Regions from separate parts of the Mus musculus genome. Here region 2 is linked to region 1. A link is a loop called in an ENCODE intact Hi-C map of the cell type or tissue named here. Cell type or tissue: gastrocnemius. All regions are shown on one strand.

Region 1 (8,000 bases):
ATGAAATAAAAGAACTGTTTCACATAAAAATATAAGCATGTATACTTATAAATTTCAAAATGAGCACCCTCAAGAAAGAAGTCACTTATGCTAATTATGGGATACTCTCTCCGCCCCCAGCCTATGTGTTCACATAGGCTATGTGTTCACATAGGCTCCAGGAACGGCTGGATCCAAGGGCATACGCGCAGCCATCTGAACGGATTTCTTTCCCACAGTCTCAGCTCTGCTTCTTTCTGTGTTGATTTCCTGTCCAGGCATATTTTTCTCTTGAAACGTAGTCTTAAAGGCCCAGCTTTTCATAGCTTCAAATCTGATGGGACTGAAGCCAGGCCTCTTGATTAACTTTAGCAAAGCTCTAGTATCAGATCAACGGCCGTCTTGAGCTATCCTGAACCAATCAGAGCTGTGTTGAGCTTCCCTGAACCTATCAGAGCTGTCTTCAGATATCCTGAACCAATCAGAACTGTTTTAAGATATCCTGAACCAATCAGAGATGTCTTCAGATATCCTGACCCAATCAGAGCGTCTTCAGATATCCTGACCCAATCAGAGCTGTAGATGCCCTATCAAGTACACTGCTGCACTGGCCAGGCCTGGGCCACATACCTGGAGTAAGATTAATTTGCCTAGTATGGATGGAGAAACTGAGGCTCTGGGGAGTTAAGTGGCTCGGCCCAAGTTATGCATGTAGTTTGCCAAGGAACAGAGAGAGTCCTTGCAGGGAAACCATAGTTAGTAATGAATTGTTGCAAGATAAATATATAAATAAATGCTGCCTGTTATGCACGGCCTTGATAATTTCTTTTTTCTTTCTTCCGCATTTTACCCAAACTCATTTCCAACATCTGAGCATCTCTGCTATTAAGAATCATCTTTCAAACACTAAACAGGGCCTTTGTTTGGAATTGTTGTAGACGTCAAACTCCGTGGAAAAGACGCCCTCACCCCCAGAGCCAGAGCCCGCGGGAACAGCTCAGAAAAACAAGGAGACCTCCTCCTCGAAGGACAAGAAATCAGTGGACAAGAAGTCAGCGACTGAGAACAGCAAGCAGAAGAACGGCAAACAGGAAGTCAGAGAGCCGGCGCCGTGTGTGCAGCCGCCCACAGTGGAGGCAAACGCAATGCAGACTGGGGACAAGACCCCAAAGAAGTCTGAGAAGCGGCGACAGTCCCTCGGGGGCTTCCTGAAGGGCCTGGTAAGCAGATGGGGTGTTCGAGGCTTCTTTCTCGGTTCTTGGTTAAGGGGTGTGGTATTCAACTCCAAAGTGGGAGCTCACCGGAAACCTGATGAACAAATGACTCTCCAGCATCTGCTGGGTACCAGGCACTGTTCTAGGCACAGAGAGCAGCAGACACACAGGCTGTCCTGGAGCCCAAGGATAGAGGCAGGAAGGATGAAGATGCCAGGTGTGGGGGACAGGATGATCTAAATAGTAGCAGGGACAGCGTGGAGGAGAGCAAGACCAAACACCTATGCTGCCAAGCCACTCCACTGCAGTTCTGCTCTGGCTGCCTCCTAGCTCTGTGTCCTTGGCTGAGTCACTCAACCCAACCCCTTCGTGCCTCAGTTTCCCCCGTTGTCAAATTGAGGTCATGGTAACAGCTGCAATTCTGTTGCAGTTTGCTTTCTATTGCTGTGATAAACACCATGACCAACAGCAACCCGTGGGGGAAAGGGTGAGACAGTAGTGGTGCAAGACTGCACGCATCCACCTGCCACACTGGGACAGTAGTGAGGTGCAACCTCCACATGCCGGGGCACTCGAATGGTCCCGAGGAGGCAGCAGACTGAACCCACAGAGGAGGAGGATGTCAGGTCAAACAGAGTAAGGTCACTTCAGATAGTGCTGGGGAACAAATCAGGGCACCATTTTGTTAGAACCTGAAAGAATGAGCTATTGACAGTGGCTAGGGATGTAGAATGAACTAGAATAGCAAGTCCCACCCTGGCCTCTGACCCCTGACCCCCGACCCCAGGACTGCTCTAATATGTGTCACACTTTGAGCACACTTTATCTGGGAGCACCTCTCAGAGTTGGGTTTGAGCACTCCCATTTTAAAATCAAATCATAATGTGTCTAGGATTTCACAAACCCAGGAAGCAACGTCGCTAGGTATTAAAGCTAGACATCCGCCCATGAGCACTGTCATATTTACGTAGAATAAGCACGTGATAAGTCCCCCTCGCTGCTGTTGGCCTCACGCTGGCTGCTTTATGTTTTTCTCCAGGGACCAAAGCGGATGTCGGATGCTCAGGTGCAAACGGACCCGGTCTCCATCGGACCAGTTGGAAAATCCAAGTAAACAAAATCACCCAGTTCCCACTGGGTTCTCCTCCCACTCCATCTACTGTCCAGACCCACACTGTGTATATATTTTTCTTCTTCTTCTTCTGGTCAGCCAATGAAATTCTGCCTACAACTTCAACCTGAATTGTTGTAGATCGAGGTGTATTATTTACGTCTCTGGTCCAGTCTTTCCTGGCATTTAAGTGTAAAAATGGCTTAGCAGGTTGACCAGTTGATCCAAGGGAGCTGGTGAGTGCCAGGTGGGGGAGGAAGTAGGTAGATAAAGGCATTTGTGTTAAGTTATGAAAAAATGGCAGGTATCCAGTAAGATGCAGAAGAAAAGTGCTTATGAGACAAAGAATATCTGGATTTGTAGCCACTCTTGCCACATCCTCTAAGCCTGAAGAGGGGAAGGGAAGACTGGTTTATTTCATTTCACACTTGGGGGAAGGAGGACTCAGGGCAGGCATCTACGCTGGGCGTCTGCCAACTTTTGGAACAGGATGTGTGGGCTGTAAAGAAGAATGGGCAAGAATTGGTTTTCAAATAGGGTCCTTGGAAGTTATCAGTGAATGGGGAAGTGATTTGCTGGAGAGGGCTTGCTAGGATTTGGGGAAACAATTACTTCTGGGGCACAGGGACAAGGGCATGAATTCCCAACTTCAAAAGGGAAACAGCAAAATGAAATAAAGGTGCAGGTTCATTTTGCAACACAAGGGGGCGCCAGGATCTCTGCTTTTTCCCTTTGCATCCGGTACCCCTAACAAAGATTTGTTTCTGCACTATTTCATTATTAATGTTTCTCAGATGGCTGAGGGACTTGCTTCATCTGTTCGGTCTGACGCTTATCTCACGCCTGTCTGTAATGTCCTAATGTTTTCATAATGTGCTCTGATAAAAACCCTCCCCTAACCCAGTTAATAAAAATTGACAGATTATGCGAATACTTGAGGTGGTTTTTTTTTTTTAATTCTTGTACAGAGAACTGAATTGGACTGTGAATCCATTAAGATGGAATTGCCAAGTACCATATGATTGACTGATAGTCATCTGTATTGTACCTTTCTTTTCCCAATTTAATAAAAAAATATTACATTTTAGAAAAGCTTTTGATTCTAAACTTCAAGTGCAGCTCGCTGACAACGCTCTCTACAAGGGCTGCGTCTTTGTAAGCAGCTGGAAGACAGTGTACACTATGAATGCCCACACACGTGTCCAGATATACTCTCACACACGACTCTGTGTTCGTGAACATTCATACTGCAAACTCATATAGGCAGGAATACATTGGTGTGCACATATGATCAGTTCACAGCCTCTGCCCTAGCAAACCAGGTTTGACCTCCAGTCTTTCATAAGCCAATTAAAAGAGCCAAATTAATATTAAAAAACAGATTCTTCCATGTGGCCACACTGGGAAGAGGGAGAAAGATTCAAGAGTCTCTCCTGCCTCCCACAGGCTGCCTTCAAGGTCCTTCAAGTCGAAAACAGGACTGCATAGCCAAGCAGTTCAGCCCAGGGGCGGTTCCCTGCTCACCTCTACCTCAGCTCCAAGTCTCTCCTAGGAGCAGTGATGCTCTCTCCAGTAAACTCCTCCTCCAGCCCTCTCCTCCCTCCCTCTCCATCCCCCACCCCCACCCCAGGGCTTCAGCCTTTTCCTTCTCCTCCTGGGGTCTCCTGGGGAAATTTTAACTTTCTGAGATTGGTTGTTTCCATAGTCTATAGTCAAAGAGGATCGCGGGTGTCCCTTTAGAATATATTCATTCTTGCCAGACTAGCAAATTTGCACACACACACACACACACACACACTGGCAGGTTTTACACACACATGCACGCTCATGCACACACACACACACACACACACACACACACACGCACGCAGAACATGAGACTGTCTCACAGGGGTCAGAAATAAACATTGCCATCTATCTTGTCCTAGCGTGAATGAGAGCACAGGAACCACACCTAGGACAGAACAGACTGGAAAACTGGTAAATGTATCCAGAGAGCAGCCATGTCTGTGAGGCCCCCAGATATGGAGGAAGTAAGGCAGTGTGGCCTGGGGCCTGGGGCCTGCCAGCACACTGACTGGATTCTGGGTTTCAAATACAGATCAGCAGTGGTTTCCTTTAAGCTAAACTTGTTTCCTGGATCCTCAGGACCTGATTTGGAAATCACTGTCTGTTCCTTGCCGGGTTCAGAGTCCCGTACCATGCTAGAAGGTTTTGCTGGAAAGATTGGGGTAGGGTGCTAAAAGCACCTTGGGAAAACTGGAAGAGGGGGAGAAGTGGCCACACTACCCAGTCCTTCTGAGTTGACACCAATGAGACCAGCCAGCTGTCAGTTCCTTTGTCTGCAGATCCCTGGGGGTGACGCCTGCTGTGACCTTTTGCCAGCCTCTGGGCTAGCTCAGCCTGTAGAGGAAGTTGGCCAGTTTCACCTTACAGGGCACCGGCGCCTCAGGCTGAGATGAGAGACATTAACAGGCAGGATTGGGAGGCGCAGAAGCAGTGGGGAGTGACTGACTCTGGCCACCAGGCAATAGCAACCTCCAGTTTCTAAATTGGGATGGGAGAGGGGTTGTCTGAGAGAAGCTCAGCAAAGCCCCTCCCGGGTGTTTATTCCTGGTCCCTCCCTTCTCCTAGGCTGAAGAAGAGGGCACTCTTAATGAAATTGTGGTTTGCTTTTGTTTTTATGAAGGCCAGGAAATTTAAGCCACAAACTCAGTGATTTATTGCTGGGACCGTAAACCCAGCTGTAGTTTAAGAAGCAAGTTTTGTGCTTCCTGTGAAGGTTGCGTTTTCCGTTGCAATCCTTTCTCTGATGCAGAGTTCACTAACTGCCCCAGCAAGGCACTCCCTAAATCGCACAGAAAGTTCACAGGACAAAGAGGGGGCAAGAAACTGAGAGCTCGGCCCACAGAGCCCAACCAAGCTCTGGCAGGTGGAGTGAGGAGTGAGAAGCAAACCTGACAGGCACCGAAACAACCCAGAATCCTAGCCCCAAAGAAAAACCAAGTAAAGACGTGCGTGCGGGAGGAGAGGGACAAAGGTGCCCGTTGTCACCATGAGTCGGTTAATGATTCGCTGATTTGTTTGTAGGTGCTCAGGGAAGTGTCTCCTCTCTCTTGCCAAGAAGACGTGCCTTTCCCAAGGATGGAGCTAGTGAGATGAGATGCCCGGCATTGTGCGTGCAAGTTACACACACACACATGCAAGTGCACACACACACACACACACACACACACACACACACACACGTGCATGCATGTTCTCAGTGATGCCTCCCAGTTCCTGCTGACAGAAATTGTTTGCCTAATATCCATAAAAGAGTTCACTCAAAGGAGCAGTTGTTCCCAGCAGCCCGAGGCCACTCTTGGATTCATCCTGGGGAGGGGGGCGGGGGGGGGGGAAGGAGCCACAAACCTAAAGAGCTGCCAAAAAATAGGAGGGGAAAAAGAAAGCCAGAGAGAGACTGTTTTGTTTGTAGCTCATTAAACACAGGTCTCTCTCTCTCTCTCTCTCTCTCTCTCTCTGTTTCTCTCTGTTTCTGTTTCTCCCTCCCTCCCCCTCTTCTCTCTCTCTCTCTCTCTCTCTCTCTCTCAATCCCTACCCCCCAAGCACCATGCAAACAGTCAAACAATCCAGATATAGTCCAGACACACACACACACCCAGAGCAGTGGGGGTCTCATTAGATTTTAAAAGTCCAGAACGTACCCCTCTGGCTCCCCCCAAAGTCCCAGAAGAAGGCTAGGTGTCCACATCCAGGACTTGCAGGTGTGGTCTCTTCTGTCCCAGAGCCCCAGCCAGGTCCTGGAGCAATAAACTGGAGCTTAGGGTGTAGCTCAGAGCTACAGTACTGGCCCAGCACAAACGGGGCCTTGTGTTCCATTTCCAGCGGTACAAGGGTGGAGGGGCAGCAGCGTGGTAATGAACACAAATGGAAGAGAAAATCCTTCCCTGTCCTGCTTGTGAGGAAGGAGAGGGAAAGGGCAGCAGTTACCCACTTTCCCACGGTGCAAACCCCAAGATTAGGGCTGGGTTGCTGACGGGGCTCAGCTTCAACCACTCTCGGCGTTCTCTTTAGAGCCCTTAAGTAAGCAGTTTGGCACAGTGTGCAGAGTCGGGTTTGTCCCTGGTCAGGACTGTGTTTACTCTGTGGATTGTGGAGCAGCGTGGGCCCCTGAAAGACTGCCTGTTAGCAACAAGGGGGGAAAGGACAGCAAGCAACGTCCAGACATTGATTCTTCAGTCTGTAGTGGAGGCAGAGACACTGGGCCAGGGGTCGATTCTCCAGAGGTTAGACTGTTTTTTTGTTTTTTTTTTTGGCTTCTGTGTAGCCACCCATAAAGCTACCTCCCGCTCCTCTGCACCCTGGGGCCTCTCACTTGCCAGGCGGAAGCCAACCACATGATTTAACAGAAACCAGGATACAGGTCACGCTGCCTGACAGGATCGCACACACAGCCTTCTTGATGCGTTTATCTAAGTTTCAGCTGTGTGCCCTCTCCCCTTCCCCCCTCCATTCCCCCCCTTCGTCCCCCACCTCCCTGCGCGGACTTTAAGTGTTTCCTTACATCTTCTTAGGAGCTGATTGGCAGGGACCCTGTGTGCATTTGTTTCAGATTTCCAAATAGGTGCTTCCTGACAAAATGGCCCCAGCTGGCAACTATTGCCTTTGAAGGAGCTCATGTCTTGGGAGTGACACCATCATTCAAACGCCTTTTACGTAATCCGACCACATGGGGGCGCCCAGGAACTGGGTTCCGCAGACTGACCAAGCTGCTTCCGACTATATTGCCTACCCAGGAAATTGAACCAAGAGTCTGTCTGTTGACTAACTTCCAGAATACTGTCAGGTTTCACTAAGAAAACGGGAAGAGTTGAGAGAAACCGGGCAGGTCAGTTGCTATCTATGATCCCCACAGCCCTTCAAACAAGGAGGAGCCAGGTGAGATTTCTGGTCCTTTCTGTCCCACCTTGCAAGAAGCTTTTGGGAGAATGTGTGGTTGCCAAGCATTCGAGCAACCTTTGACTGCTTCTATAATTTCCCACAACCTGCGCCCCCCCTACACACACACACACACACACACACACACACACGTGCACGTGCACGCGAGTACGCATGTTATCGGTCGGGTGAATTAGCATCTCTGCTTCCTACTGTAATAAGGAGATAGCGATAGTGGGCTTGCAGTGATCACCATTAACAGTGCAGTGGGTCTCACACAATCAGTACTCAGTAAAATAGCAGCCATTCCTGCACAGGAAAGCCGGAGTCTAAGAAACAGAAGCCCCCTATTCCCATGAACAACTAATACTAGCCAAAAGGGTATTTATTTATCTGACGCATGGTGTTTGCGACAGCCTTGGCTTTGGTTCTCAGAGATTGTTCTGACTTGACAATGAAATGCATCCTTACATATAACAGGTGTTGTGCCACAGCCTGGCTCTGGTCCCGAAAGGCTTTGCTCTGCCTTGTTCTATGGGTTAACTTTGGACTACAACTAGTGACAGGTGATAAGTGCCCTTCTAGGCAAGGGGATTATGGGATTATTAGAATCAGTTTCACCTGACTGTTTGAGTGAACTCGGCCTTGAGAAGGCAGCTACGATGACTACAGCAGCTGACAGGAATGCCCAAACCAACCACGCCTATGAAGTTTCTGCTAACAGGACCCGTGTGAGCCAAGGCTCAGCCACCACA
Region 2 (8,000 bases), 160 kb before region 1:
TACAGCAGCCAGAATCATGAAAGGAAGCAGCCAGCAATGATGACTAGTGGACGGTGCTCACGCTAGCGGGAAAACACGACAAAGAAAAGGAGAGATCTCAGCTTGTCCTCAGTGCACCAAGTGAGATGGACTAGGAATGTGGCTCGGTAGAGTGCCTACCTATCGTGCACAAAGCTCTGGGTTCGATCCCCAGTACTGAATAAACCTAGCATGTTGGTGCACACCTATAATCCCAGTACTCAGAGGCAAGCAAATCTTTCTCCCCCTCCCCCCACCCCTCCCTCCTGATCAGGATATAAAGCTCCCAGCTACTGCTCCAGCAGAATACCTGTCTGCTTCCTGCCATGACCCTATAAAACTGCAAGCCCCCAATTAAATACTTTCTTCTATATGAGTTGCCCTATAGGAGGTCATAGTGTTTGTTTTGTTATAGCAACAGAAGGGTGACTAAGACAATGGGGATGATGTGGAGTCTCTTCATTCTGTCTCAAGGTAGACCTTTACCGGAAATCTTTGTTCACCTCATGAGCACTGAACAACCAACATGCATCTATGCAGTGCTGCAGAAAGAGCGCACCTCCCGCAATCTGCACCCAGATGCCATGGTTCCCAGATGCCATGGTTCCCTGAGTGACTGGAAGGAGGCTGCCTCAGAAGCCTCCCACTCACCCAGTGCAGGAAAATCGAAACCTAGCTGAGAGTGTTTTAAAGAAAAACGCTAAAGACTGCAAACCAACCTCCATTAACTTTGAATGCCCTGGCTCTCTAAAACACTTAGAGGAGATGTACTCAAGGTCCCCTATATGGATCGTGTGTATCCCTCTGCCGAGCCTGGGAGCACCACCTTTTAGTTTGTGTAAATGATCTTGGGTCTTGGGTTTAGATTCCCAAGAGAGTTATCGAAACTGAGATTCATCCACTTGGTTGACAAAGAAAAAAACCCTAAGCAGATTGAGTCTTTGAGGGGTGGGGAAGTGGCTCAGCTGGTAGGGCTCTTGTCCGGCACGCACAAAGCCCTGGGTTCCATCCCCAAGCAGTGCATAAACTGGACATGGTGGTGCATGCTCATAATTCCAGAAGTGAGTGGCATCTTAGCTACGTAGCACATTTGAGGACATTAATGCATAAGACCCTGACTCTCTTTAAAAAAAAGAAACTTTGAATTCAAGAATGTTATTAAATATATTACTGATACTCTTGTGAAACAGTGAGAAGATCTTCGTGTGAGACAGTGAGAGGATCCCCTTGTGAGACAGTGATAGAGGATCCCTGTGTGAGACAGAGAGGATCCTCGTGTGAGACAGTGGAGGATCCCCATGTGAGACAGTGAGAGGATCCCCGTGTGAGACAGTGGAGGATCCCCGTGTGAGACAGTGAGAGGATCCCCGTGTGAGACAGTGAGAGGATCCCCGTGTGAGACAGTGAGAGAGGATCTCCATGTGAGACAGTGGAGGATCCCCGTGTGAGACAGTGGAGGATCCCCGTGTGAGACAGTGAGAGAGGATCCCCGTGTGAGACAGTGAGAGGATCCCCGTGTGAGACAGTGAGAGAGGATCCCCGTGTGAGACAGTGGAGGATCCCCGTGTGAGACAGTGAGAGGATCCCCGTGTGAGACAGTGAGAGAGGATCCCCGTGTGAGACAGTGGAGGATCCCCGTGTGAGACTGTGAGAGAGGATCCCCGTGTGAGACAGTGAGAGGATCCCCGTGTGAGACAGTGGAGGATCCCCGTGTGAGACAGTGAGAGGATCCCCGTGTGAGACAGTGAGAGAGGATCTCCATGTGAGACAGTGGAGGATCCCCGTGTGAGACAGTGAGAGAGGATCCCCGTGTGAGACAGTGAGAGGATCCCCGTGTGAGACAGTGAGAGAGGATCCCCGTGTGAGACAGTGGAGGATCCCCGTGTGAGACAGTGAGAGAGGATCCCCGTGTGAGACAGTGAGAGGATCCCCGTGTGAGACAGTGGAGGATCCCCGTGTGAGACAGTGAGAGGATCCCCGTGTGAGACAGTGAGAGAGGATCTCCATGTGAGACAGTGGAGGATCCCCGTGTGAGACAGTGGAGGATCCCCGTGTGAGACAGTGAGAGAGGATCCCCGTGTGAGACAGTGAGAGGATCCCCGTGTGAGACAGTGAGAGAGGAGCCTCATCCTGAGCTCTGGACTTTTCCACCATGCTGTGTGCTGCACTGAAGTAAGCCTTTCCTTCTCGTTTACTCCAGCCACTGGTGTCACATGAGCCTCTATTGTTCCTGTCTGTCACCACCACTTTGATCTCAGAACATGCAGTATTCTTCCTTAAACATCCTAGCTCATAGTCCCCAATAATTTCTGAAACATCAGAGGCTGTGCTGTGCTGTGCTGTGCTGTGGGTGAGGAAGGGGGAGAAATGGGGAAATGAGGGTAAAACGAGCTGACTTCCTGCTCTGCAGCTGAGGACATGGCCAGTGTCGTGGCTGTACCTGGAGCTGTACACCCAGCACTAGAAGTGACCCCAGCATCTCATCCTACAGTGACCTGAAGACTCCTTGGAGACTCAGTGATTGTCTGCCTGTTTCAGAATCGATCAGACTGTCTGCATCCTCCAGAGGAAACCCCATTGTCACTAGAGGGACATAGCTTGCCTCTGCGACCTAGTCAATCATACTGTAACCATATCTGCCATTTCTCTGACATGTTCTTGTCTCGACTTAATAAATATCACAGTGAAGCTTATATGTGCATTTTTTCAACCCTTTCCTTCCAAGAGTTCAGTGTCCTGGAGTTTGATGCTTCTGCCCGGCATAAACTAGAACTACTTTAAACGATGAGGCTCCTGAGCCTCCCCCACTCAGCTGGCAAGCACTGACAGACACCGGTGAGGAGCTTTCAAGAGGAACCCAGCTCCAACCATTAGCTGTAGGACCTTCAGTGAGGACGGCTGTTTTTGCCAGAGTGAGGAATAACAAGAGAGATTGCTGTTTCCCGTTGGTGATGTGACAGATAAGAACCTGCAGTGACTCAGAACCCACGCTCAATAACAGAAGCCAGGAGGATGGCGGCTGGCTCTCTCCTGTTTCCTTGCAACTGTGTGAGTTGATGTCATCAGCAGAGAGTGCGTTCTAACTAAGCAGGCTCCTTGTTCCTCTCTGACACAGGGCTGGGCAGGGTGCCTAGCACGCCATAGATGCTGAGCAGCAATGCTAGTGACTCCTCCAAAGAATTCCATTCTGACTGGAGAGAACGAAAACAAGTCAAGAGATCTCTGGAGATGTATGTTAAATTATTTTTCACTGGAAACTGCCATCACAGTGGAGGGAGTCTGTGGATGTACGTGTATGACCACACAGGATCCCAACCATCTCGTCCAAGTTCCAGTAGCCTAGAAGCTGTCAGAACAGAAGGGCTCGCCTAACTGCTGTCGCTGGGTGGAAGAGCCAACAGTAAACTCTGTCATAAGAACAGTTAGGAAAATTGCCACTGCACAAGACTTGGGCACATTCTCTGCTGACTGAGCGCTTTTGTTTTTAGGAGAAAGGGATTCTTCCATAGTTACCTGGAATTGTCTCACTGGTCCTCTGTCTGATCATTGACACAACAGTGGAGTGGCCACGCTCACCCCACCAGGAGTTTACTTTCCCTAACAACAGAAATGCTTCCTGCACCGGTCCCTGGCAAGGTCTATGTTTGCTGGTTCACTTTAAAGCCCTGGAAAAGTATAATCACATTTCAGTGATACCCAAGGAAGTCAACAGTCCCTGAAGTCATCATGGAAGGCTCCCAACATACGAGAGCAAACAAAACCGTGCTTCAGACCCAAAGTATTTGGCACTGAAAATCCCATCATAAGATTTCCCTGTATTACACACAGATCAGAGTAGCCAAGTCATACCATGCAGGAAAAGACGCAGAACAGGTATCTATGTGATGATGTAATCTAAATTTTTACTTATGAAACATAGATGGTACCAATGGAATATCAGAAAACAATCCATAGGTGGAGGCTGGGAAATCAATTCAAAGGTCAGACAAGGTTTTAAATCACTCTCAGTTGCACAGTGAGATCAAGGCCAACCTGGGCTACATGAGACCCTGTCTCACCAAATCTAAACACATACACACAACCCCTGGAGTGTTTTTCACTGTCTGGTTTAACTTGTCTTAGACAGTTACGACTGAACCTTTCAAAGTCACCATTCCTACTGCAGCTCCTGGCTATGGCAGCCTCTAAATCCACACTAGAGAGGCTGAGGCAGGAGGCTTGCCACAGTTCTGGGCCAGTTTAGGCTACTTAAAAACTACCAGGCCAGCCTAAACTACAGAACAAGACCTTGTATTTTTTTTTAAGACTAATAATACCGATACTAACTGGCACTAGAGACGGCTCAGCAGTTAGGGGTGAGCCGCCTTGCGGGGTTCAGTTCCCAGGACTGATGTCAGGTGGCTCATGGTCACCAGTAACTCCAGCTTCATGAGCTTGGATGCCCTCTTCCGGCTTTCATCAGTACATGTGGCACACCACATACAGAGACATATACACACAGGCACATACATACATACACACACACAAGCACACATACAAGCACACACACACAGAGACATACACATACAGGCACATACGTACATACACACAGACACATATACACACACACAAAGGCACACACATATACACAGGCACACACATACACACACATACATACACATGCATACAAGCACACATATAGAGGCACATACATACACAGGCACACAAACACACGCACACACAAGTATACACATACATACACCCAGACTCAACAAACAGACACACACATACACACAGAGGCACACACACACATATATATATATCCAGGCTAACACACAGACAGACACACACATACATACAGAGGCACAAACATATACACACACATACATATACCAAGGCTAACACACAGGCACAACACATACACACAGAGGCACACACATATACAAAATAAAATAAATCTCTAAAACACTGACTTGTTTACACCATGCTCTTCCTGCTTTAAAAGAGAATGGCTCTTTTGCCAGCGAACCTCAAAAGCTCTCCCCCGCCATGTGACTGTGTTGGGAGTTCTCAGATACCTTTCTCCACACTTGGAATAAAATATTGACTGCTCAGCATGGCCTAGTTTTGCTCAGAAACCGGAAAGCAAGTGCGTGCCAAATGGAGTCCAGGAAGACACAGGCTATGCTCCACCTGAGCTCTTGCTCTCAGCCCATCTGGGGAAGAGTGTCCACTGACCTCCAGTGTTGCAAACGAGGAACCTGGACTCAGAGAAACACAACATCTTCCCAAGCCCACACAGCCAGTGAGGAGGGGAGACACAGTTTCATCCCAGAGGTACCCAGATGAGCATCTGCAGGGTTTACCAATAACTTCCTCAGAAAACAAACAATGTATTGTTACTAAACTCGCTGGGTTTTGCTGGGGAACGAGGAAAGAATCAATAATCAATTGCCTATTATTTGCTTATTGGGTGCTCTTCAACATAAACATCATGGGTCATGTGTTATAGGAGAGTCAATCAACAAAAGACAGTAGCTTACAGTTTCAAGGAGATTTAAGTAACTGGGAAGAAAGGTGCAGGAGAAAAGTCATGAAGATTGTGGCTGCAGAGTAGAGGGGTGGAGAGAGAAACTGTGTGAGGGGGGGGGCCTTTTTTTATTTTTTTACCTATTTTCTTCTATTTAACTGTACAGTTTACTGAATCAAAACAACATGACTTCAGCTGCTTGCAAGGCCTAGGTAAGACAGTAGCAAGGTTGGGCCCAGCCTAAGCAACTCAGAAAGACACTGTCTCAAAACAATAAGAGTCAGGAGATTCCGTGGTAGAATGCTTCTCTGGTGTGCACAGGGCTCTGTGATCAGCCTCCAGCACCACAAACACACACACTGCCACTATCTAGTTGAGCACAGATATCATGATTGAAACACCCTCCCTCTGGGTCCCAAGGAACCAGGTGTGCAATGCACAGCACTACAAGGTAAGTTCTTAAACGTCTCACTTTGCTGGGGACTTTGTGCAGCATCCTCACAGGAGCCTATGTTGGCACTCTTCCCATTTCTGTGATGTTTGAGTTTGGCTGTGAGGTTGGTTCCACCACCTTCTGCTCAAGAAATGAAAAGTCAGCAGCCCTCCGAATTCCCGCAATCAAAAAGCAGCTAGGTCACCCTAGGTCAGCCAAGGCTTGAGACTCAAAATTGTATTGCCAACCCATATATTTGAAAGAGTTTTGTATTTCCCAAGACAGAGGACCAAATCAAGCCCTTGCCCTCCAACAGGTTCCGCCCTACACACACACACACACACACACACACACACACTCACACTCACACACACTCACACACACTCACACATACTCACATATACACACTCACACATATTCACACATACACACACTCACACAAACACACACTCACTCTCACACACTCACTCACACTCACACACACTCACTCACACACACACTCACACACACTCACTCACACACACTCACTCATACACACACTCACACACACACACACACACACACACTGTCATGTGTGGTTGCATAGTAGAAAGGCTAGGGTCTAATGAATCTAATCAATCTTTGCAGGAGATAGTTAGGATTTCTCAGAACAGTAGAGGTGGCCTGGGCAGATCTTGGGAATGGGGTTGGCTCTTAGGAGCCACTTTCAGATCTTTCTTTAGGAATTTCTGAGAGGTAATGGCTGCATGCCTCACAGAGGCCATGGAATGAGGGAGGCCCAAAGCCCAGGAAAGAAGGTTAAGTTCCTGAGAGTATGCGCAACATAATCACTTTGGTGTTCTGAACCTCTTCCAGGACTGACAAATGTCCCACTCAATGGACCTCCAATAAACTCTATGCTGAGACTGGGGACTCTCCCCAGTGAACAGGAGACATGGACTTCTATGAATCTGAAATTCTCTAATTTACTTCTATAAATACACTAGCTAATAATTTCCTGTACTTCTGAGTATCTCTTTGTAATTCATGAAGCGGTCTAGTGCTAGCATTCAGTGTGGCACATAAGTTTAATCCCAGCACTCAGGAGGCAGAGGCAGGCAGATCTCTGTGAGTTCAAAACCAGCCTGGTCAACATAGCAAGTTCCATGACAGCCAGGACTACATCGTGAGACCCTGTCTCAAAAACAAAGCAAACAAAAACTGTCTAACGTTAAACTCCCAGGAGAATCTACTTTGTCTGAAACCTGTCTCGGTCTTGATCATGCAAAATAAAAAAAAAAAAAAGGAAAAGAAATAGTAGCTCACTGGCTGAAATAACAAGACAGTTGTCACACACACCCAAGGATGGGGTCTTTGCAGCATCCAGGCACAAGTGAGAAGAGATGCGGAAATAACACCTCCCTCTAAGGATGCATGCTCTCTGCCACTCTCTGCCACGTACCCAAACGAGAAAGTTCTGATCCCACCCTCCTCTGGGGCACATCGTCATGGAAGGAATACTTCCATCGCCATGGAAGAGAGTGATATGATTGGCCAGGTGATGTTAGGCATGGTGAAATAAACCATCAGCCAACACTCTAGAGGTGGAAACAGGAGGATGAGGGGTTTGAGCTAGCCTGGGCTATGAGACTGTCTCAAGAAAGCAATAGAAATAATGATACATATGGATGTCGATGCTGAAGAGTCAGGCTGGGTTAGAAACTGGGATCCAAATGCCATTGGGGCTACTAATGTCTGTGACAATGGGCAGGGGGGTGGGGGTGGGGTTACGGTTCTTTCACGTGTTTTTGATGTTGAGCTGAAGTGAAATTTGTCTCCTGGCACATACACAGCAGAGAGCTGCCTTGTCTGGCCTCAGTAGGAAAGGATATGCCTAATCCTGCCAGAGACATGATAAACCACGAGGGTGGGGGTGGGGGGTATCCTCTCAGAGGTGAAGGGGAAGTGGAGGGAGGAAGTGTGAGGGGATGGGGGAGGGGGCAGCATTTGGGAGGTAAATACATAAATAAATTATCAATCAATAAATAAGTATTGGAGTGA

The links. A loop is a pair of places that touch in the nucleus more often than their neighbours do. Peaks named below come from ENCODE experiments on the same cell type or tissue, not always from the same donor. Only the 100,000 strongest peaks of a DNase experiment are listed, where the experiment ranks them.
Region 2: it touches region 1 in a loop (6-fold over the local background); 20 of 42 quality-filtered maps call a loop at or near these places.

Annotation. Positions count from the first base shown.
Region 1 is chr2:170,342,381-170,350,380 of GRCm38, reverse strand. It overlaps Bcas1 (breast carcinoma amplified sequence 1), which reads left to right. Exons shown (of 13, transcript NM_029815.2): 12 at 918-1,199; 13 at 2,233-3,390. The coding sequence ends at 2,307. Among named protein-coding and RNA genes, the nearest start is that of Gm39999, 8.8 kb to the right of the region's middle. In gastrocnemius, CTCF peaks have their summits at 3,014 (motif pointing right) and 7,035 (motif pointing right); DNase peaks (open chromatin) are centred at 2,988, 4,694 and 7,035; H3K27ac peaks cover 1,653 bases.
Region 2 is chr2:170,498,582-170,506,581 of GRCm38, reverse strand. It overlaps Gm16796 (predicted gene, 16796), which reads left to right. Exons shown (of 3, transcript NR_040367.1): 2 at 2,219-3,891; 3 at 6,816-7,225. It also overlaps a transcript of Pfdn4 not described here. Among named protein-coding and RNA genes, the nearest start is that of Cyp24a1, 5.4 kb to the right of the region's middle. In gastrocnemius, no CTCF peak of the experiment used is centred here; a DNase peak (open chromatin) is centred at 3,116.